Linked DNA regions of Homo sapiens: regions 1 and 3 are each linked to region 2. A link is a loop called in an ENCODE intact Hi-C map of the cell type or tissue named here. Cell type or tissue: CD4-positive, alpha-beta T cell. All regions are shown on one strand.

Region 1 (8,000 bases), 880 kb after region 2:
ATTTTACCCACACTAGGACTTCTTCCAAAACTGGAGTCAATTCTCTCAATCCCTGCCACTGCTTTGTCAGTTAAACTTATGTAATCTAAGTCCTTTTTTGTCATTTCAACGATGTTCACAGCATCTTCACCAAGAGTATCTCCCATCTCAAGAAATCACTTTCTTTGCTCATCCATAAGAAGCAACTGTTCATTCATTTAAGTTTTACCATGAGATTGCAGCAATTCAGTCACATTTTCAGGCCTCACTTCTGATTCTACTTCTCTTGCTGTTTCTCCCACGTCTGCAATTACTTTCTCCACTGAAGTCTTAAACCCCTCAGTCATCTATGAGGGTTGGAATCAACTTCCAACTCCTGTTAATGTTCATATTTTGACCTTCTCCCATGATCCTGAATGTTTTTAATGCCATCTAGAATAGTGAATCCTTTCCAGAAGCTTTTCAGTTTACTTTGTCCAGATCCATCAGAGAAATCACTATCTGTGGCAGCAATCGTCTTATGAAATATAGCTCTAAAATCATAAGACTTGAAAGTCAGAATGACCCCTTGATCCATGGGCTGCAAAATGGATGTTGTCTTAGTAGGCATGAAAACACCATTAATCTTCTTGTACATCTCCTTCAGAGGTCTTGAGTGACCAGGTGCATTGTCAGTGAGCAGTAATATTTTGAAAGATCTTTTTCTCCTGAGCTTTCAACAGTGGACTTAAAACATTCAGTAAACCATGCTATAAACAGGTGTGCTGTCATTAGGCTTTGTTGTTCCATTTATGGAGCAGAGTAGACTGAGCATAATTCTTAAGGGCTCTATGATCTTCAGAATGGTAAATGAGCATTGGCTTCAACTTAAAGTTCCCAGCTGAATTAAATCCTTATAAGAGAGTCAGCCTGTCCTTTGAAGCTTTGAAACCAGGAATTGACTCCTCTCTAGCTATGAAAGTCCTAGAAGGCATCTTCCAGTAGAAAGCTGTGTCATCTACATTGAAAATCTGTTGTTTAGCATAGCCACCATCATCAATGATCTTAGCTAGATCTTCTGCATAATTTGCTGCAGCTTCTACGTCAGCACTCGCTGCTTCATGTTGCACTTTTATGAAGATGGCTTCTTTGATTTAGCCTTATAAACCAACCTCTGCCAGCTGCCAACTTTTCTTCTTTACCTTCCTCACTTCTCTCAGTCTTCATAGAATTGAAGAGAGTCAGCACCTTGCTCTGAACCAGGCTTTGGCATATAGGAATGTTGTGGCTGGTTTGATCTTCTAACTGGAACTAGAATTTACTCCATATCAGCAATAAAGTAGTTTCCCTTTCTTATTACTCATGTGTTCACTGTAGTAGCACTTTTAATTGCCTTCAGGAACTTTTCCTTTGCATTCATAACTTGGCTGTTTGGAGCAAGAGGTCTGGCTTTCGGTGTATCTTGGCTTTTGCCATGCTGTCCTTGCTAGGCTTGATTGTTTCTAGCTTTTGAATTAGAGTGAGAGACGTGTGACAAAACACGTACAGTGTTTATCAATTAGGTTTCCTGTGTTCTATGGGCACAGTTTGTGGTGCCCCAAAACAATTACAATAGTGACATCAAAGATCGCTAATCACAGATCACCATAAAAGATACAATAGTGGCACTGGAAACATTTGAAATATTGCTAGAAGTACTGGGACAGAGACACAGAGTGAGCACATGCTCTTGGAAAAATGGTGCTGATACACTTGTTCAATGTGGAATTGCCGCCGCAAACCTTCAGTTTGTAAGAAACACAGTATTTGCAAAATGCACAAAAGCAAAGTGTATAAAACCAGGTATGCTTATATAAAACTACTGTTGTTATAATGGAGGAAAATACAAAAGTGATGTCAAACAGTGTGGTGTATGCTACTTTTAGAACCTCCCTTTTTTGTGTGTGTGTCAGTGACTCTAGCATAAGTCTAATGAGTTGATTGACCTGTATAGCACTTTACTTTATTACTTATGTTGTAATAAGTGATGGGTTTTATTTTTAAAATAAGCAGTCTGTATTTTCTATTGTAATGTATTTCTGGAGATTATATTTCAAAAATTGGGGTGAGAAATACTTATAAAAGGAAATCTAAAGAACTAGCTGGATAAAGGAAAAATGGGAAGAGAAAGGGACAAGAGTGGAAAAGTAAAACTTCAATCTTTTAGCAAAGGGAAATACTGAATTTGCTTAAGAGATTAGAGCCGTTGCTGAAATCAAGATGTGTAAAAAAATTACCCCTTGTATGTTATCGGAGCAAAGTATTTGGGGTCAGGAGCTTCCTGTGTCTGCCACTTAAATGTTTAATATTGTGCAAGTAACTTAACTTTCCTGAACCTCAGAGATGCTAAGATCAATGTATACAGAAGTGGTATATGAAATGGTTAGTATTATGTAAATGTTTGTTATTATTACTTTTTCTTTTTGCTTTTTTGGCTGTGAGATAGTGGGCAAGTAAACTAAGTTCTTTGTGCATACTAATAAGCACATAGAGAATACTCATATATTATGAGATTCTTACTTCTCTTGTCTGGCACTCTTTTTCAGAATTTCATTCTAGAGGTTCTTGTTTAGTGTATTAGCCTTTAAACGGTATTTATCCATTCTTTCTCTTTATAATAAATTTGGACTAAAGTAAGATATATGATTGTAATAGTAATTTATATATTTTATAGCTTATAACATAGGCCTATAATAGCAATAGTAGTCCTGTATTGGTGGCCAGTTGTAAATTATTAAGTCATGGCTATGGCTACAAAATTAAATAGATTTTATTGGTTATTCTTTTTGAATTCTTTCTTCAGATACAGAAGTTTACGGTGAGTTTTATCCCGTGCCACCTCCCTATAGCGTTGCTACCTCTCTTCCTACATACGATGAAGCTGAGAAGGCTAAAGCTGCTGCAATGGCAGCTGCAGCAGCAGAAACATCTCAAAGAGTAAGAAAATTTCATCATTTCTTTTGATAAAATTATTTTCGTTAATTGATATATACATTTAGTAATACTAAAAACAGTTCTTTGTGTGTAAGTGTGTATGTAGATTTTTTTTGAGCATTATGGGTTTAAACTGCACAGGTCTACTTGTATGCAGATTGTTTTAAATAAATATATTGGAAAAATATTTTGGAGATCTGCAGCAATTTGAAAAAACTTGGGACAAATTGCATAGCCTAGAAATATCAAAAAAATTAAGAAAAGGCCTGTAATGAATGTATAAAATACATGTAAATAGTAGTTTATGTATTATCGACTGTTTATGTTATCAGTAAGGCTTCTAGTTAACAATAGGCTGTGAGTCGTTAAGTTTTGGGGAAGTCAGAGTTATACTCAAATTTTCTACCGCATGCAGGTGGGTCGGTGTCCCTAACCCGTGTATTGTTGAAGGGTTACTGTATTTGTTCTACTGTTGCTTATGTGTGTGGTCACTTTTTGTTGAAATTGGCATTCTCCTAGTTAAATTCACCTTCTTTATCCCTTGACTTCCTCTTTTCTATTGCTCTTCCCCGCTTATCCCTTCCTAAATTTTGATTTCAGGCCCCTCATGTGTTAGCCTTCACTTCGCATCCTAACTCACTCACTCTGGTTACCACCACTTGGAAAGTTCTTCTCTTTGCCTGGACCTCAAGTCCACTGACCTCTTTGCTGTCCATGTACTTATTTATCTTCTTACATAGTTTGAATTCCATGGCCTATCATTTTAATTGTGAATCATCTTTTTTTCTATTTATGTTTCTATATTAGCATAGCCAGTTTAGTGACTGTGAAAGAACTCAAGGTAGCCAAAAAACACAGAGAAATGTTACAAGGCCTTCAAATTATTTTTGTCAGCTGTTTTTTTTTTTTTTTTTTTTTTTGATAACATTCTACTCTAGAATTTTGGAATGATGATCAAGCATTCTGTCTTCCTCATCTACATGTTTTAGTAATGGAGTTAATGAGATACATGTGTATTACTCTTTGCTCTGGTAAATGGAGTGGCTGTCTCAGTAATGGAGAGTCAGTGAGATACATACACATCTACTATTCTGCAGCCAGGTAAGAGGCAGAAATTATTTACATTTTAGTGTGGCTGCAAGGAGGGCTAGAATTTTTTGCCTTTTTTTTCTTGCTTCAGACTTGAGAGATGCCGTTTCAGATCCCTGGATTCACCCCATTTTGTTCGGGAAAAAGACAAAAAAATCAATTCACCCAGGAAAGCTAGAATTAGGTGAGGAGTCAAGGGAGAGAGATGTGCTTCCATGTATGGCATTCTCCTCTAGCTGCTATGAGGTCAGAGCCCAGCAAGCAGATCCTCTGAGAGAAGAGCATGTGCCCTGAATGTGTTTCTTTGATCAGCAATAACCCTATTTATGCCTGCTCCTACTACCCTCTTCCAGCACACACAGGGTTAAACGTCAACATAAATAGCTTTGGACACAGTTATGAAGGTAGATAAAGACAGTAAACTCCGAATTTATTTTTTATGCCTTTTCCTTCACAGAGGAGGAAAGTAAGTCTCTTAACACAGTGGCATAATATAGCTGAGTCAATAAGAATTTTTGTTGCTTTGAGGGGAACATCACAGAGGAGGAGGATAGATCTAAATAGGGTATTTTTGTCTAAATAAGTTCTCGGTTACTTAGAACACATATATTTGTAAATGAACATGCACATCTCTCAGTGAAGTAGATTGATTCCTCTCTAGCTATGAAAGTCCCAATAACTCCTTTTCTCAGGGGGTGTTTGCCCAGAGACCTTAAGAAGTATTATGGACCGTAGATCATTTACTGCCCTAACTTCCATACAATAGGATAGAATTCTAAAGACAAGGTAGGAAGCATTAAGTCTTGGTAAGTGTGCTTTGAGAAAAGTTGATTTTACCCCTTTTGAAGAGAAAAGTCTGAAGTATTACTGTTCCATTCCCTCATTGTCATCATTTCCAGCACCCTGTTTTAGAAAGTAAATGTAATCCTCAGCCAGAATTGGAACATGTCCATAAAGAAAAGCTCCCTGTTTTTACCTGCTTCTGATATCATTGTAACCCCAGCTTGTGAGCATTGTGGAAAATTTCATAGACAGCAAAGTATTAATAGAATTGTGTACAAGAGACTAACTTAGGTCTTGTAAAAAATCTTATAAATTTACCAGTGCTTCCTAACCCGGTGCTTCAGCACCCTCTTTGTGCAGAGTATGAATGTTTGCATATGAGTCTCCATTACCTGATTGAGATGAAAAATTGGTCAATGCTTGAAAATTGCTAGGAGAGTAGATTTTAAGCGTTCTTGCACAAAAAAAATATTTGAGGTACTGTACATGGTAATTAGCTCAATTTAGCCACTCCACAATGTATACACATTTTAAAACATCATGTAATACATCATAAATATATACAGTTTTTGTCAATTACAAACAAAATTTAAAAATTGAAAAAAAGTCTCATCAAATTAGCATTTGAGTACATTCAGTTGTAAATGAGTCTCAGCTGGGTGAGTTGAAAGCTTGTTTCCTAAATCAACTCTCACTGGGAGAATATAGATAGTCAAGAGACTTTAAAACTACTGTTTTTACTATTTCCTATTTCTGATGTGTAGAATTGCACGTATGTTATGGAATGGTTAAGTAGATTTCTGAAAATGACAACTCATTGTTAATATTTCTATGAAAAATGCTAATTCCAAACTATTAATTTTATAAGATGTTTAGAACATGGCTTGTTCTTCAGGTAGACTCATTTCATCTTATAATGGGTAGGGCTCTTTTTTTGTAACTTGTTTTAAATTGTTGCAGTAACTTGTCTTTTGACTAGATAAATCATGAGCAACACCAGGACAGAGATCTTGCATTTACATTCCCAGTACCTAGTTATTTATCAGGCACATTTTTGTTGTTTAGTCAATGACAGTTGATTAAGTTAATGAATGCTTTCTTTGTGTTAGCCAATGTGGGAAAATAGAAAGAGGAAAACACCACAGGTGTTCTGTTACAGCTCTCTATTTTAAAATATTTTGATGTCTTTACCAATTTCAGGATTCACAAATTAATGTTTAATGTAGTTGAAATTATTGCCTAGATACCATTTTATTTTTTAAACATCTTATATAAATATTTCCCTGTTACTTAATAGTTAAATTCCCTGTAATCAATATGCTATTGAAACTTAGTGGCCATTCCTCTAGAGTGAACAATTATTTTCAAATGTTTGTGTTTCGATTTTTTCTATTAATATTATAAAAGACATCTTTGGGCATATTGCAGTGACTCACTCCTGTAATCTCAGCACTTTGGGAGGCTGAGGCAAGCAGGTTGCTTGAGCTCAGGAGTTTGAGACCAGCCTGGGCAACACAGCGAGACCTTATTTCCACTAAAAAGAAAAAAAAAAATCAGCTAGGTGTGGTGGCATGCACCTGTAGTTCCAGCAACTTGGAAGGCTGAAGTGGGAAGATCACTTGAGCCCAGGAGATTGAGGCTGTAGTGATCCCGGATGAAGACTGCAGTGAGCCATGATTGTGCCACTGCACTCCAGCCTGGGTGAGAGTGAGATCTTGTCTTAATTTTTTTTTTTTTCCTAAATGATGACTTTTGATAAAATTTCTGTATTGATTTTTTGGTGGTGGTTGTTTTGTTTTTGAGGCGCAGTCTCACTCTGTCTCCTAGGCTGGAATGCAGTAGTGCAATCTCAGTTCAGTGCAACCTCCGCCTCCCCAGTTCAAATGATTCTCCTGCCTTAGCCTCTTGAGTAGCTGGGACTACAGGAGCACGCCACCACATCTGGTTAATTTGTTTTTGTATTTTTAGTAGAGATGGGTTTCGCCATGTTGGTCAGGCTAGTCTTGAACTCCTGACTTCAAGTGATCCACCCACCTCGGCCTCCCAAAGTGCTGGGATTACAGGCATGAGCCACTGTACCTGGCCTGGACTGATGTTTTAAAATACACAGTATGAAATATATTTTTGCCATCACACTGACAATTTTTTGTTCTTACTGTGCTTTAATGTTTATTTCTTGAATTAATTTGAAATTATTTAAAATTTTATAAATATGCACTTAGTCATGGCCAGTCATTAAATTTAGTATATTGAGTTTACCTATGATATATGATTGCACAATTTAAGGGATCTTTGTGCCCGAATAATAAGCAATATAAAATGGTTTTGAAAGTTTTTTTATTTCAGGATAGCAGTATGCTTAGTGAGACTACCATGATTGTGTGGAAACAACATCAGTGTCCTGGATTCAAGTTCCACTTTGACCCTCCTAATTATGTGATATTGAGCAGAGCCCTAGCTTCTCAGACTTGGCCTCACAAAATTGAGTTATTCACACTCAACTGAGATGATGTGTACCGTATTAGTCCATTTTCACACTGCTATAAAGAAATACCCAAGACTGGGGAATTTATAAAGAAAAGAGGTTTAATTGACTTACAGTTCTGCAGACTGTATAGGAAGCATAGCAGCTTCTGGGGAGGCCCCAGGAAACTTACGATTGTGGCGGAAGGTGAGGGGGAAGCAGGCCCATTTTACATGGCTGGAGCAGGAGGAAGAGAGAGAGTGAAGGGGTGATGCCACACACTTTTAAACAACCAGATCTCAGAAAAAACAATAATGCACTCACTCACTCTCATGAGAACAGCGCCCAGGAAAATGATGTGAAACCATTAGAAACCACCCCCATGATCCGATCACCTCCTACCAGGCCCAATCTCCAACAGTTGAGGATTACAGTTGAATATGAGATTTGGATGGGGACACAGATCGAACCATATAATTCTGTCCCTGGCCTCTCCCAGATCTCATGTCCTTCTCACATTTCAAAATACAACCATGCCTTCCCAAGAGTCCCCCAGAATCTTATTCCAGCATTAACTCAAAGAGTCAACAATCCAAAGCCTCATCTGAGACAAGGCAAGTCCCTTCCACCCACGGGCCTGTAAAATCAAAAACAAGCTAATTACTTCTAAGATAAAATGGCACTATAGGCATTGGGTAAATATGCTGGTTCCAAAAGGGAGAAATTGGCCAAC
Region 2 (8,000 bases):
GAGGACTCTAAGTTGCATAAGGCTTTGTCTCTAGCCCTATATTTTCAATATTTTAAATAAACAATATGGGTGAGAAGAAGAGAGGCATCCCTGAAAGAAGGGATCCTTTTGATAGCATTCCTTATGGGAAACAGTCAGTCTACTAGAGGATACTCCAAGACACAGGAACTCCTGCATTATAAGGAAGCTGATTTCATTTCTGGTTATTTCAGCCAGAACACTTGCCCTTAATATTAAGTAGAAATCATAATTTTATGGAGCCACACAAGGCTTGAGTCCCTTCCAAATGAAAAATATTTTAATTAAAGATTCCCTATCATATCCATTCATTCCAGCACTATTCCAGTCCACCTACATTCCAATCCCAATTTCATTCTCCCCCAAATGTTTTCAAAATACTCTGGTTTATTGTTTATCTTAAAGGGTAGGACCCAAAACTGGACTCATAGTCGAATGAGAAATAACTGAATATGATACATTAATGCTGAAAAGCATTAGTTGCTTTGCATTTCTCTTGAGAATCTCCTTCACCCTTTCATAAAACCAACTGCGGGCCACATTTGGCTTTCACTCATGGCAAAATGCATGCACGGCCAATAAAAAGTATTACATGCCATAATTTGGTTTCACAGCTTGAGTCCCAATTGAAAAGATAAACCCTGGAATTATCTAGAGGTAAACTGGTTTGTAACAGCCTGGTGGCACTATCAAAATGTCACTTAACAGATACTCTGGGATAGATCATTACTACATTTCTGCTTGCTGGCCCACTAGTTTAAGAAACAAACAAACAAAAAAAAAACAGGGAAGAATAGGTAAGAAAATATGTTATGCGTAAATCATCCCATGGGATGGTACCTAACTTCTTCAGGCCACATAGAGCTCTTACTTACAATATTGGCAAAGTAACTAAAAACATTATTGGGTAGAGAAAATTCACCTTTAAAACTGAAGTAGAGACAGAGGTGTAAATTTTCCAATTTTAAGTGCAAAGACAAAGCATTAACAGGTGAATACCTGGGCTCTCTCTCCTTCCTCTCCATCCCCACTGGCATCTATCTCTTCAGATTTAATGCCCTGCCCTCATCTCTCCCCCTTCATGGTATCCACCTTGTGACCCTCCAGGGATAATGGTCCTTAATTCTGTTGAATAATCAAAAGAGAAGATGCTGACTGTGAGATCTGGGGACATATGGTAACAGTAGCACAAGAACAATTATCTTTAAAAAAGAGCTAGGCACGAAGGACCTTAGGAACATTCTTAGAAGTGGCCAGAGATGCTCTATGTCAGGGAAGCAGAAGCGAACCTGAGGACACGCCAGTTTTAGTATCTCACAGTATAATACGTGTAGGAGGGTGAGCAGCACAATCATACTGAATTTGCTTTCACTATAAAAAAGAAAAGAGACATGGAACCAGCTGAAAATTCTGGATGTACTGTGGCAATTTCCAGAACAAACAGGTCTCATTTGGTTGGGAATGCAAATCTTCATTTTGAAGTGCTCCAGCCTCACAAAGCAACTGGGAAGAACAATTACTGGAAAAGGCTGGTTTCCTCAGTTTGAGGGCTGGCCTCAATGGCTATAGTAAAAGCTAACAGTTATTAAACATTATGTGCCAGACTTTATGCTAAACTTTGCACATGCTTTGTTTAATCTTCTGAAAACTGAAAGGATGGGGAGTTGATGTTATTACCATATTTTTACTGTTACAGATAAGGAAACAGGCTCAAAAGAGTTAAGTAACTTAAGCTGGGAGTGGTGGCTCACGCTTGTAATCCCAGCACTTTGGGAGGCCGAGGCGGGCAGATCACCTAGTTCGGGAGTTCAAGACCAGCCTGACCAACATGGAGAAACCCCGTCTCTACCAAAAATACAAAATTTGCCGGGCGTGGTGGCGCATGCCTGTAATCCCAGCTACTCAGGAGGCTGAGGCAGGAGAATTGCTTGAACCCGGGAGGCGGAGGTTGCGGTGAGCCGAGATCGCGCCATTGCTCTCCAGCCCGGGCAACAAGAGCGAAACTCCGTCTCAGAAAAAAAGAAAAAAAAAAGAAAAAAAGTTAAGTAACTTGTAAAAGGTTGTATGAGTGGTAAGTGGTAGATTAGATTAGAACCCGGCTAGCCTGAATGTAGAACTCAGGCCCTCAGTCACATATCCTTTCTGCTTCCATGGTACCTGGGGGGGGGGGGGGAGGAGCCTGTTTAAAAATCCTTAATTAATTAATTTTCTTTTATTTTTAATTTTTTTTTTTTTTTTTTTTTTGAGACAAAGTCTCACTCTTGTTGCCCAGGCTGGAGTGCAATGGCGCGATCTCAGCTCACTACAACCTCCGCCTCCCAGGTTCAAGCAATTCTCCTGCCTCAACTGGGATTACAGGCGCCTGCCACCACACCCAGCAAATTTTGTATTTTTAGTAGCGATGGGGTTTCACCATATTGGCCATGCTGGTCTCAAACTCCTGACCTCAGGCGATCTGCCCGCCTCGGCCTCCCAAAGTGCTGGGATTACAGGCGTGAGCCACCGCGCCTGGCTTAACCTTTTTGAGCCTGTTTCCTTATCTGTAACAGTAGAAATATGGTAATAACATCAACTCCCCATCCTTTCTGTTTTCAGAAGATTAAATGAAGCATGTGCAAAGTTTAGCATAAAGTCTGGCACATAAGATTAAGACAAAAGTCTTAATCTTTTTATTTTTATTATCTGATTTTTATTTCAGAATAAAGTTAACCAATACAGGAAAAAAAAAACACTAAAAATGCCTGATGTCATGGATGAACTTAGGTGAGGGTTTTACGAAGTAATCTGAAGACAAATGGTAATAATGATAGAGGTTCAACTATGAAGACTCAAAGTCTTAGTATTCTGAAGACACAAATGATAGTATAGAGGTTCAACCACAGACTCTAAGCTTTAATATTCTTATTTTAAAAATGGAAAAACCAGCCCTATCTTAAAGCATTGGTGTGAAGAGTAAACAAAATAATATATGCATACAAAAGCACTCTGTAGTCTGCAAATCACTATATTCTATGAGGTATCACTCTCGTTAAATACAAAAAGTATAGGTTTGGTAAATCAAACAGAACACTGTCAATACAATTGCAAAAGACAGCCTATAACTAATGGAAACTATATATAATGTGTACAAAATACTTCCCAAGAATATTTTTATCAGCCTTTAAAGCCAGTGTTGGAGGAAATTAACTCAGAATTTAACACATATTTCCAGGAACTTTATGTCAGGAGCCAAATGTAGACTGTGGCAAATAGAAACATCGCTTCTTCCCTCCCCCTAGCCGTGCAGGCAGTAAGTAATAGCTCAATGCCAGCTCAAACACCATCCTCGATGAGGCCATCCTTGATCTCTCCAAATTGATCAAGCCATCCCCAATCCATGATCTCCCAGCACATTTGCTATTTCATTGGCATTTCATTCTGACTGCTATCCAGAATTATCAGTTGCTTCCAATGCTGACTTTCTTCTACTTTTTGAATCCAGTAAATTCACACAGAACTTCAAACACCCCAGGCAGATCGTATTGGCCGGCACTCAAATGCTTGCTCTAGAAGTTTGTATTTCTCAAATCTGAGTCTACGGCTCAGTCTGCGCTGGGGGGTAAACACACACCCTGACACACCACAGACGTAAAAATAATTCAGGGTGGAAAAAAGTTGGTGGTTTATCTTTCCCCTTCTTTATCTATTCGGTAAAGAAATGCTCTTTAAAACACCGAAAGTGAGGCACAAATGGAAATGAAAGAGGAGAGGAATGCATTAGAATATTCAAAGCTCCGTTTCTAATTCAGAACCACTTTCCCTACCTTGTTTCACAAACACACTAGGCACCTCTTGCATCACAAAGAGAGAGTATTCTATCTCCTGACTGACCCATTCTTGGAGTTAAAAGCCACACCTCTTATTCTAATACCCTCCAGGAGCACTTACTATTTACTTTTCAAATTAGGAATTCAGAGCAAAGGTCATCCTCAAGGCCAGGATAAAGGCAAAAGGTCTTGGAAATGGAAAAGACTCAATACACAGCACCGTAGGCCCCAGAGGATGAACACTAGTTACAGAGGACTAAGAAGCCCGAGGTGAGGCTCCCAGGAAATGTGTTTTAATGGGCTTCACTACACGCCACGCGAGGCTGCAGAGGGAAGTTAAATATCCCTGCGATGCGTTTCTGATGGGGCCTCCTTCGAGGCCGGTGTCTTGCCAGTGTGAGGCCGCGGGCGGTGGCAGGGCCGTCTCGCCGCCCTCCCGGCAGACCACGGGCCGCTGTCACCCTCCTCCGAAAGGCGCCCAGATGAATCCATTAATCACGGTGCGCTACCCCCATCTCCCAGGACGCGGCCTCCCATCAAGAACGCGGGTTAGCGTTTTCTCCCATCTCCGCGCCTCACGCCCCTTCCCCGCCCCCGCACGAGACGGCCCTCGGCCCCGGCGAGCGACTTATCCAACCCCGTTTTGTAGCTGTGCCCACAATCACCCATTACCTTCCCCAAGCAAATGTGGCACGTGATGGGCAGAGTGAGCGACAATGTAACATTCTGCACGGTCTGAGCCATGGCAGCGTTCAGAATCCCGCCAACACGGAAGTCCCGCCGACCTACCGCTACTCTTCGCCAAGACTGGGCACGCGCGGGCCGGCTACGGCGCCCCGGTAGGGCCATAACCCGCCCAGGAGAGAAAACGAAAACGCGCTTTCGAAACGCGCGATCTCCAAGGCGTTTTCCTTTCATTAAAAAAAAAAAAAAAAAAAAGAAAGAAAGAAAGAAAGAAAGAAAATTCACTGATTAGGGAGCTGCAAGATTCCTGCGAATGTGTAGGAAGGTAGTTTACTACAAGTATCGAGGATCTTGGAAAATCTAAAGGAAAGCGGAATAGTGGAGACAGAAGAGGAAGATACGGAAAGGCGATTTTTTAAATCCCCAAATTGTTTTCGGGGATTGGATGGGGTGAAGGATGGAGAGTTTTTCGCCTAATTATTAAACCCCACACATCCGCCAACACAGCGTAATCAAAACATAGAGAAAAGACATTATCTACACGTTTCAATTTTTTTCAAAACAGCTTTCCACCTCTGTCAGTTCTCTTTCCACTCAATATAATGTGCTTCCAGAGGGCACAATAATTCACTTAAGAAAACAGTGATTGTCTCCTTATCTGTGTCCGAGACGATCCTGATACATTTAATCGCAGCTTTCCCTGAAAATACATTTTTACTGTGGGCTTCTCTGGGTTTTCCACCAAAAGGAGATTAACGTTTTCACGTCTTCATTTCAGGTGCATGGTTGCATATGAAATGTACCGCTGTGTTGTTGAACCCCAAGGGAGAATTTGTGAGGTTATAAGTTGCGTTTCCTACCAACAAAAAAGAAAAAAACCTAAAAGTTCCTAAATTTATCTTAAATGCAGTATAACAAATTTGGAATTTATCTGCAACTTACTTGAAGCGAGGAAGAGCTGATGTGATAAATTACGCTAACAAGTAAAATCTGTGAGTTGAGAGATTTAAAGACAAGACCATCGGGACAACTTTTACTAATCTTTGTGAAAAAGACGCAGTATGACTTCAAGAAGCAGCCTCATGGTTAAGAGAAAGGGGTTCTGGACCTGGGCTGCTTCAGCGGAAATCCCTGCCCCCAACAACTTCCTACCTAAACGGTAGCTCCATGGCTTCTGGCAACTTTTGTTTTGTTTTTTGAGATAGGGTCTAGCTCTGTCACCACTAGGTGCCAACACAGCGACCTCCCAGGCTCAAGCGATCCCATCCGCCTGCCTCAGCCAGCCTCCCGAGTAGCTGGGATTACAGTCATGCGCCACCATGCTTGGCTAATTTTTGTATTTTTAGTAAAGACGGAGTTTCACCCTGTTGGTCAGGCTGGTCTCCAACTCCTGACCTCAAGTGATCCGCCTGCCTCGAGGGTCGGGGAGTGGTTTCCCCATGTTGCCCAGGCTGGTCTTGAGCTCCTGGGCTCAATGGATCCCCCCTCCTTGACCTACCGACAGTGCTGGGATTACAGCCGTGAGCACTATTCTGCACTCTACTTCTGTGAGATCAACTTTATTAGATTGTACATGTGAGATCATGTGGTAATTGTCTTTCTGTGTCTGGCTTGTTTCACTCAACACAGCGTCCTCCAGGTTCAACCATGCCGTTGCAAATGACAGGATTTTATTATTTTTTATGGCTCAATAGTATTCTATTGTAAAGACATTTCTTTTCAAAACATTTCCCATTACTTAATGGGGCAAGTTCATTTCCTTGTAAATCATCTTGTTGATGGGTGTCAATATGTAGTCACAAAGATAATTTTAAAAATCATATCCTGCATTTTAAGTAAAGTATTAAAATTTAGACTATCTCTAACATCTCTTTCCACATTTCATACCATTGTCACAGCTTCTCAGTGTTTCAGTGCACAGTCCATACAGCCATTTCTGTGCTGATGACATTGTATTATAGTTGGTGATGTGTTTGTCCCCACAACAGGCTATGTTTCTTGAGGTCAGGGATTGCATCCAATTTATCTAATGTCTGTAATAGGTTACTGTTCCACAAATAGTAATATTCTCATTTGCTACAGCCTACCTTTATAATAAACTCAGGCTGTTTTATTTTAAACAATTTCTTTACTTGTTTTTAATCTCAAAATGGAAGATTCTATTGCTTTTTGAGAATTATAAAAATAACACATGCTCATTTTAAGAAAAACAAGCCATTAAAAAGTATATAAAATAAGTAAAAGTTCCTCCATATTTCTGCCTCACCTCTGTATCCAGTGTAGAAATCACTATTAACATTCTAGAACATATCCTTAAAACATACTAATTCATCTATTACTGTATACATAAGCACAAACAAGGTCATAGCATAACATACCTGCTTTATTCACTTAATGTTTTATGAATCAATACACATATGCCCTCACACATGCACACACATATCCAAATAATATTGTTAGCAATATAGATTGATTAGGACTCTTCCTCAGTCCAGATGAATGCCAGGCTAGTTCCCAGGCTTTGCTTTTAATAATGCAAGTGGCTTAAGGTCAGGAATTATCTCTTCTCTGCTCTGTGAAGGACATTTCCCATTTTTTGACAATTCATGTTCTAAATAGATGTCGTTTGGCCCAAATCACTAAAAGATCCTACCATTACCCTAATAGGAAAACAAAAATTATGTGGTTCACTGCTGCTTAATTTTGATCACCACATCTTGGTAGCTTTTTGAGCAGCCCTGTGATCTGATGAGTTCTATTACATTTGACATCTGGAATGGGCTAAAGCTGTCCTACATCCTTAGAATTATAAACATTTAGAGCTAAAATGGCTCTTAGGGGTTGTTATGCAGGCCTTTCCTTTCACAGATGAGGAAATCAAGGCCTACATAAGGTAAATCACCAGATAACAGTAGAATTGGGGCTAAATCCTAGATCACATTTGCTGGACTCTCTGAGAATGTTGGCCCAATGCCTTTGTGTAAGTGCAAGATGTATTATTATTAATAAAGTGTCTCAGTAATAAAAAGTCAGTCATAATTGAATTTCTTTGCTAAGAAAACCATCAAATAGCTATGGAACACCTTTTACCCCATGTTTAAATCAGATTCATTTTGATGATAAATTATTTAAAAGCAAGTTTAAAAAAATATAAAATCTTAAGTGCTATTAAAAATTGATTAGGAATGCATTATTCTTTCATTGACCCAGTTTGGATTGTTTTTTAATTTTTTTGGTCAAAGCTAATAAATTTGAGTAGATGTTTCAGACAGACATTTTGTAATCATTTGGTCATCAGTCAATTAATCACAACTTCATAAATATTGATTTCAGCTTACATTATTTTTCATTCCTGAAAGACTTTTTTTTGTTTGTTTTAAATTTGTACACCCCACCTGGATTGTGGTTAACACTGAGGAAACTCATAAAGATACATTAAAAATTAATCAGGGGTGCTGGCCCAGTAGCATGAATGTCAGGTATGGTACCGTC
Region 3 (8,000 bases), 52 kb before region 2:
ATTAAGGGCCGCCGGACAAAACGTGCCTCGCTGCGGGACTGCTCTACACCCCCTGCCCGCAGTTCCCCGCACCGGGACCTGCACACACCAGCCCCCGACATGCAGCGTTTCGGAGACGGGGAGGGGCGGGCGCGCGGGCCGGGGCCGCGGGCGTGGGGCGCTTACCGGCGGCGTGGGCAGGCAGGCCCGCCGGATGGCCTCGGAGCTGGAGTGCAGCGACGGGTACTTGTGCTCAGGGAGGGTGGGATGCATGGCAAAGTGAGGCTGCTTGCTGTTCATGGACATCATCGTGGCGGCTTGGCATGTATATCCACAAACACTCCGAAAGTCCGCGGGAAAGTGCGTACGCCGGCTCACCCGGCCTCCCTTCGGAGGCTGCAGCCGCGGCGGTCGCGGCGGCTGGCGGCGGCCCCGCCGCGGGCTGCTGCTGCTGCTCCTGCTGCTGCCAGGCGCTCCCTCTGACCGCGCAGAGCGCCGCGCGCCGGCCTCGCGGTCCCGCTTCTCCGACAGCTCTAGCCCCGCGCGCCGACGGGATGCACTCCTCTAACACCTGAGCCCCACTTCTCGCGGCCGTCCCGGGGAGCTCTCGCGAGAGCTCGCGGCCCCACCGCGCTGACAGGCATCAGCTGTCTCCGTCTGTCTGACGCGCGCTCTCCTTCTCGGCGGCCCCGTGCGTCTGCGCGCGCGCGCGCTCGTCCGGCCGCGACCAGCGCGTGGGAGCCGCTCTTATAGTGACCACCAGCAAGGACAGCGCAGGTGATGCACCTGTAGCTACCCGGGCATGCGCACTGCCCGCCTCACCTTTCCCACCGTGGTCTGGAAAGATCAGAAGGTCCAGCTATTGTCTAAGGGTGGGCACCTTTTAGAATAAAAAAGACGAGATGCGCGCACGCCCCTCTATGTGTGTGTGTGTGTGTGTGTGTGCGTGCGTGTGTGTGTATGTGTGTATGTTTCTTCTCCCTGATAGCAAGCCTTGAATATATGAGCATTACTTAGGCATTCCTCCTCTTCGGGATGCCTAACAAGCTGTTGTATAATGTATACAGCTGGACATTTCTACGTTAAATTATGCCCGCGCATTCCTCTGTATACAGTATAAATAACAACACAGAAATGCAGAAGGTGCTGTCTTTTGCTGCAAGAACCTGTTTCTTTAAAGGTTTATAAATAGGTTCCTGGAGAATAATCGCGGTGACAGACATTTGTTTGAAGCAGTCAGACGCTATTGATTTCCATATAATTTAATTTCCTCCGCATACTTTTTTGTTGTTGTTGTGAATATAACTGTGTCAGGCACCGCCAGTGACAGCCACTTAGGAGCCACAAGGAGCGTGTGCTTTCTACTCGGGAAAAGCTGTTGAAATGAAATTGTGCATTTCTCTTATTGTTTGTCTCCTTCAACCGTGTACAAACCCACGTTTCAAACGAGCTCCGGGTGATCTAAGGCTTCTAGTAATCAAAAGGAAAAAACAGTTAACAGGGTGTAGTTGGGATCCTTCCTCCCCTCAGCGTACACACACACACACACACACACACACACACACACACACTTTATGCTGGGAACTCCAGGAAAACTGCTTCAGAGAAAAGGGAATAAGATGTTGAAAAGAGAACTTTCTTTTCCCTTCCATCTTTTTGGCTTTTTGCCTCATATCTCTGCCTGCTTATATATATTTTTTTCAATAGGAGACAGATCAAACTAACTTACAGGAAAGCTTGATTCAAAAATATTAAATCAAGCCAATTTGAAAGAACGGGGACAAGCTCTGGTCCAGTTTTTAAATTTTTAAAAAATTATTGTGAAATTAAGACCTAAAAAGAATAAATCAATTAGCCAACCTGTTATATGGCCCTTATGTGGTAGCAGATCAAGAGCCTCCCAGGGGAGCCACAGTTCAGGTGCCAAAGTCCCCAGGGAAGGAGCACTTGCTCGCGGTGATAATAACCTAACAGCCCAGATGTTATCACATCTGCGGTAAGAGAGCTGGAGAGCAGCAAGGGGCTGCTTATGGAAAGCAGAAATCAGATAATCTTTCTGTTCTCTCCCACACCAAGGAAGTCTGTATTTCCACCAAAGAGCAGATCTCATTTCTATAAACCTAAATTTGCGTTCCCGTGGATTTTATCTTTCCTCTGCACAAATGCATGTGTGTTTAGCATACCCACTCACCTACTCAGATTCCAAGAAGAGCCCACAGGCGTCACCATGGCTTTTTCTTTCTTTCTTTTCATGTTCCCCCCCACCCCCTCCCTTCCTTCTAGCTCCAGAGGGAAGTGAGAAGGATGTTCACTTGCTGGTGAGAGAAGGAGCTGGTTCCATCCATTACGCAGTCCCCTGGGAGCGCTAAATGCAACTTTATCTCAACGGGGAGTGGACGATGAGCAGGACGTCGCTAGAGGGAAAGAGTGAGTCCTACGGTAGTCATCACACCGGGAGTCCGGGCTTAACCTAGTCCTTCCTGACACCCCTGGTGGCCGTTCCCTGCGCTCTCTCTTGACGGGAAAGAAAAGGCCCCCACAGAGGGTGAGGGCCTGGAACCTGCCCCTCCCCTCTCAAGGAAGCGCTGGTCTTTAGGGACCCTGAAGGGTACAGGAGCAACAGAAAGGTAAACAGTACAGGTTTGCGGCCGGGTGGGGCCTCTGAGAGCCAGGTGAGCTCCTGAGTACCCAAAAGGCACCTCGGTTCACCCTCCAACCCTGGGAGGCTTCCATTAAACCCAGCGGAGAGATGCCACCTTAGCCTGAAGTTAGGAGTTAGTCCCACCAAGATTTCCTTCCCTGTTCACCTCTCTTTCGACAACAGGAATACCCCACCTTGGGGTGAGGCCAGATCTTTGCTTGGGGTATTGGGTGTTTTGATGGGACCAGAAACATGAGGGCTATGGGTACAATCCTCCCTCCCCCTCCCACCATGGATAGGAAGCCCATCTAGGATACATCCATCTTCACTATAGCACTTAGTGCAGAGTTTGTCACAGGAAAAGTACCCCACCAAAAAACACGTGTGTAGGAAGGAAGAGAGGCCAGTTTCGGGTAGCCTGGGGGAGGGGTGGTGGCCTAGGGGCTGTTCAACAATCCAGGGCTGGTTGGAGATTGCAGGAAGATCCCTGGGTGGGGGGATGGGGGGGTCTACATTCTCCTTAAAAAGGAGGGGTGTGTTTTCCCCAGGCAGAGCTGTAAATTTTTATTCCAGCCTGTTCTTTTTCAGGAGCCAATTATTTCACTCCGCCCTCATTAACTTGCTACCTTATCTTCCTTCCTCAAATTCTTGCTGAGCGGTAGTCTGGCCCAGTACAAGACACTGGAGATAAAATGAGGTATACAATATGAGTACCTGCCCTGCAGGAGGTGACAGTGTATGTGCGTGGGGAAGCCACGGATAAAAGGCATCTATGACACAGGTATAACAGGTGTGATGAGAGGGATGTGTATAGAAATATGGAGCGGGTGATGCTTGGACAGTTATCATGCCTCATCCTCGTTGGTTCTCAGCCCAGGCTAAAGAATAGGGCATGCTGGCACATCTGCAGGCAGTTCCCTGGACCATATCAAGCCTCTCCCTACTTTCCTCCTGATGCGTAAAAGGAAAAGGTGGTGGGCTTGGGCTCAGCTCACCCATATGTCACTGTTTTGTTTTCCTGGTTTGGCAACTGCTGTAACTCGTTGGCCCCTGCCTGTGCTAATGATACCCACATGGGGTCTGAGCCTTGGCATAGATTCCTGGGCAATTTTTTTTCCTTCTTATTTAATGACCAACACAGATCTCCTCCTCCTCCTCATCTCATAGCTTTGCATTTTATCAAGAGAAGGATAATGAATGCACAACTATTGATTTCCAAGGAATTTCCGCCCCCAGGGACAGGGAGTCTATCATGTGGATCAGAGACACATTTCTTTCCCTCATTAATTAATTTTCTCCTCCTCCTTTGGCAGGCCTCACTTCCCGTTTCCTTTGGCAGCGCCCTTTTCCCGACCTAAGGGAGCAGACCTTCGTTGGTTGGCGTGAGGACTGGCGGGAGAGGTTTTGTGCCAGGATCCGCACTGTCTGGGGTGAACGCTCCTCACCTTTGACCTGAACCGCCAACTTCCCATCCTCCACTTTTGGAGAGCGCGCCTGATAGCTGCTGCCCACCTGGGCACTGACATCCTCCTTCCGACCGGGTGCGGAGAAAGTTAGTATTTGACTCCGCAGCCACTACTCGCCCCACCTTCTCACCTCCGAGGGGTTGAACCCGAGTTGTCTGTTGGGGTTTAGGGACTCAGGATCGGGTCTGAGGGACTTCGACATAAGTGCGTGGCGGTAGTGGGTATACAGGGGAGGGGGGCCGGGCCCCTCGCTCCTTCTGGAAACCGGGCCCCACTTGCAGGCCCGGCCACCTTGGGTTCTGGTGGCCGAAGCCGGAGCTGTGTTTCTCGCAGACTCGGGGAGCTACATTGTGCGTAGGCAATTGTTTAGTTTGAAAGGAGGCACATTTCACCACGCAGCCAGCGCCCTGCATGCAGGAGAAGCCCCCAGGGCCCAGGGTCGGCTGGCTTTAGAGGCCACTTAGGTTGTTTTAAGCACATGTGAAAGGGCAGACAGCAGGGGAGCAGGATATGGGTAAGATCTTCGGGTCTCAGAACAGGGGCTGCCCTTGGGCTGTCCCGGCGCCCTGGGCTCTGACACTGAAGGGTGGAATGGAGGAAGGAATGGAGAAAGGACGGTGGAACTTTCGCTTCCCCTCTGGGCCGCCTTCCCAGGGTCATGCCTGAGCTGCTTTGATCCCAGTGTCGCGCATCTTGGTCCGCTACCTCCCAGGCGATAGCTACTGGGCTCCTCGCTGGCCTCACTGGGGGCCATCCCGGGCAGTGGCCTGCCCTCCGAGGCCCGCGGGACCCAGCCCAGAGCTGAGGTTGGAGTTCTCCGGGCCACGTTCCGGGTCGCTTAGGCTCGGAGATTTCCCGGAGACCGTCGTCCTCCCTTTCTGCTTGGCACTGCGGAGCTCCCTCGGCCTCTCTCCTCCTCTGGTCCCTAAGGCCCGGAGTGGTTGGCGGTACTGGGGCCCGTCGTCATCTCTGCTTCTAAGGCATTCAGACTGGGCTCCAGCTGGGACCGGCAGAGGAGGTTCTCAAGGAAACTGGTGGGAAATATAGTTTTCTTTCGTCTGGTCGTTTAATTTAAATGCAACTTCCCTTGGGGACATTTTCCTGGACGTTAACCAGACCACCTTGAGATGTCGTTGATGACCTAGAGACCCAGATGATGCGTCCCAGGAAAGTTCACTGCTGACTATTGTCACTCTTGGCGTTATATCTATAGATATAGACCTATGTACATATCTCCACCCTGATCTCTCCGTGGACATGAAACCCACCTACCTTGTGAAAGCCCTACGGGTGACACATGACTACTACGTCTCTGTCCCAACAGGGGCTGGGCCTCCCCTGCCTAATAGTTGCCAGGAGTTTCGCAGCCCAAGTGAATAATGTCTTATGGCTGAACGTGGCCAAGGACTCCTGTGATTTAGGTCCCAGGAGGAGCAGAGACGTCCCCGCCCCGCCTGGGCCCTGCCGCATTCAAAGCTGGAAGAAGGCGCTGATCAGAGAAGGGGCTTCCAGGTCCTGGGTTAGAACAACAACAAACAAACGAAACTCCACAACAGACACGCCTGCCCATGACCCCACGCAAGGACATAGGAAGTTCTGTCGCCTTCCTGCTCCGCGGATAGCCGCCTGCCGTCTGCTGCCACCAGAACGCACGGACGCTCGGGGTGGAGGTAGTCAATGGGCAGCAGGGGACCCCCAGCCCCCACAAGCGCGGCTCCGAGGACCTGGAAGCGGGTGCCTGTCGCTCTCCGCAGGCTCCGCTCTGCCTCCAGGAGCAAGATCCCCAAAAGGGTCTGGAAGCTGTGGAGAAAACCGCAAGGACGCGAGTCCAAACCCGAGAGTGCGGAGCTGGGTCCTGTCACCCGGCTCCAACGCTCGCCGGCGCCGCCGCCAGCCGCCCCTCCTTCCCGCCGCCCGCACAAATCAAAGCCCCTTGCGAGGGACTGGGAAATAGTTGCCTTGTCATGTAACACATTGCCCTGATTTATTATAAAATTTTAACGAAATCATGCATATTTTAACAGCCTTTAATCACTGCATGAAAATTTAATTCATGAACTGTAGCGCGTTTAAATAAATGAAGTGTTAATTCATTAGGATTAATTAATTTGTTAAAGGATTGTGTGCAAGGTTAAGGTGGAAAGAAAACTCTTTGTTGGTTTCGCGTCTTAATCGCCAGGTTTCACGAGTAATAATAAAATGAAAGGAAACCGCAGGGCGGGCCGTTCGGGTGGAGCTTGGGCGGGACCAGCCCGGAGCGCCCCCGAGAAAGTGGGAAAATCGGGCTGGAAGGGCTAGGGCGCGTCTGTCTTCCCGAGACTGGGGAGTGGGGGTCCGGTGGGGGCTAGAGGGGAAGGGAAGAGCGGGCACCGGCGGCGGGAATCCGAGAAGGCCGAGTTCGCTGTAATCCCAGGGACAGAAGAGGGCTCAGAGCCGAGGCTGGCGGGCCGGACCCCATCTCCCCAACCCGAACACAAAGATGACCCGGTGGGTTAGGCGAGGTCGCCCCTTCCTGCCCTCAAAAGGTCAAGTCTCGTCTTAATGGACAGATGATGGGCCAGCTCGCCACCGCCTAAACGTTCCAGCGCCCAGGGAGCCACTGTCTCGCCATCAGGCCGCCGGCTCAGGAGGTTGGGGCAAGCCCAAGAGCCTCTGGGGACTCCGAGAGGAGGCGGAGCAAAGCCAAACGTGTAAACCCAGGCTGGAGCAATCCGGGAAAACTTTTTTCAAATAGGAGCCCTGATGTTAAGGAATGGTTTCTTCAGCACCTCTTCTGAGACACAGGCTAAATAGGCGTATCCTTCAGCACAGCCCGACACACAGGAGAGGTGTCCTCTTCTGCGCAGAACTCTTATTCACCCTTCAAGACCCAGTACGAGTAACAGGTCTGTGAAGACGCCAGACTTTCTCACTGCTCCACGCTATCCCCAACAGGGGCATTTTTCTACTCACAAATAATGTAAGTATCAAAATGCATTAGAATTGCATCCTCCCACCTCCCAGTAAGTCTCAGTAAAGGGCCAAGCCATATCTCTTGGGAAAAGGATCTTTATATCCCCAAATTACAAACGTCACATAAGGCCCACACTTCTACACACCAATAAGCTAACATTTATTAGAGAAGGTCTGCTCCTTATTAAGACACAACACTTAGAATCTAGGATAATGACAAGAAAAAGACATAGCAGGCCTAAGAATCTGCCTTGTTTCTGAAGTGGAGCTGCAACTCAAGGCATTCTAGACTGTCTCAGTCATATAAAACTGAAGATCGCCCTAACTTGCACTCCAGGTGGGTTCTGTAAAGAAATCTGCATCTTCACAGATGCTTCCTAGCTGACTGGGGTTCCGAGAATTAGGCAATAAATGTTCACTGTGCACTCAGATCATTGCTTAAAAGGTTTTCTCTGCCAAGTATTATTAAAAGGATCAGGTTACATCGTGATAGGCCAAAGCTGTGTTGTAGGACTCCCACAAATGGGAATGAAAGAACTTCTTATGAGGCTCTGGGAAACCCTTCTAATCTAATAAAGTACATCCCATAAACAGTTAATCTCAGTTTGATTCTCTCTACAAATACCATCCAAAGGCACAAAAGGGGGAGAAATCTAGTGTATGTATTTCACTTTGAATCATTGAAAACCATTCAAGTAGAAACAAGAAGTTCCTGAAACATCATAGACTCAAGACCAAGTTGTCTTTTTCAGTAGTCTTTTCAAACCAATGTAGATGGCCAAGAGATGATTGGGAAACAAAGCCGACTTGAAATTAAAGGACTGTAAACTACTGTACCATGTTCTTTTTTTGTGTGTCAGCTAACTCCATAAAACAGGAAAAAGACTTGGCATTTTTGGATGGAATGATTTTAAAAATAAAAGATGAATACTAAGTCATGACCAAAAAACAAACAAAACTGC

The links. A loop is a pair of places that touch in the nucleus more often than their neighbours do. Peaks named below come from ENCODE experiments on the same cell type or tissue, not always from the same donor. Only the 100,000 strongest peaks of a DNase experiment are listed, where the experiment ranks them.
Region 1: it touches region 2 in a loop (2.1-fold over the local background); 3 of 110 quality-filtered maps call a loop at or near these places.
Region 3: it touches region 2 in a loop (2.1-fold over the local background); 35 of 110 quality-filtered maps call a loop at or near these places.

The regions. Positions count from the first base shown.
Region 1 is chr13:79,530,523-79,538,522 of GRCh38, forward strand. NDFIP2 (Nedd4 family interacting protein 2) reads left to right here. Exons shown (of 8, transcript NM_019080.3): 3 at 2,801-2,934. Among named protein-coding and RNA genes, the nearest start is that of LINC01068, 32 kb to the right of the region's middle. In CD4-positive, alpha-beta T cell, no CTCF peak of the experiment used is centred here; no DNase peak of the experiment used is centred here.
Region 2 is chr13:78,654,553-78,662,552 of GRCh38, forward strand. It overlaps OBI1 (ORC ubiquitin ligase 1), which reads right to left and starts at 4,603. Exons shown (of 6, transcript NM_024546.4): 1 at 4,497-4,603. The coding sequence starts at 4,568. RefSeq lists enhancers at 3,011-3,971, 3,882-3,961. In CD4-positive, alpha-beta T cell, no CTCF peak of the experiment used is centred here; DNase peaks (open chromatin) are centred at 4,629 and 5,689; H3K4me3 peaks cover 2,621 bases; H3K27ac peaks cover 618 bases.
Region 3 is chr13:78,603,039-78,611,038 of GRCh38, forward strand. It overlaps POU4F1 (POU class 4 homeobox 1), which reads right to left and starts at 514. Exons shown (of 2, transcript NM_006237.4): 1 at 166-514. The coding sequence starts at 288. OBI1-AS1 (OBI1 antisense RNA 1) reads left to right here. Exons shown (of 6, transcript NR_047001.1): 4 at 2,263-2,406; 5 at 3,934-4,172. RefSeq lists a silencer at 305-464 and enhancers at 3,582-4,443, 4,444-5,303. In CD4-positive, alpha-beta T cell, no CTCF peak of the experiment used is centred here; a DNase peak (open chromatin) is centred at 573; H3K4me3 peaks cover 2,285 bases; H3K27me3 peaks cover 6,839 bases.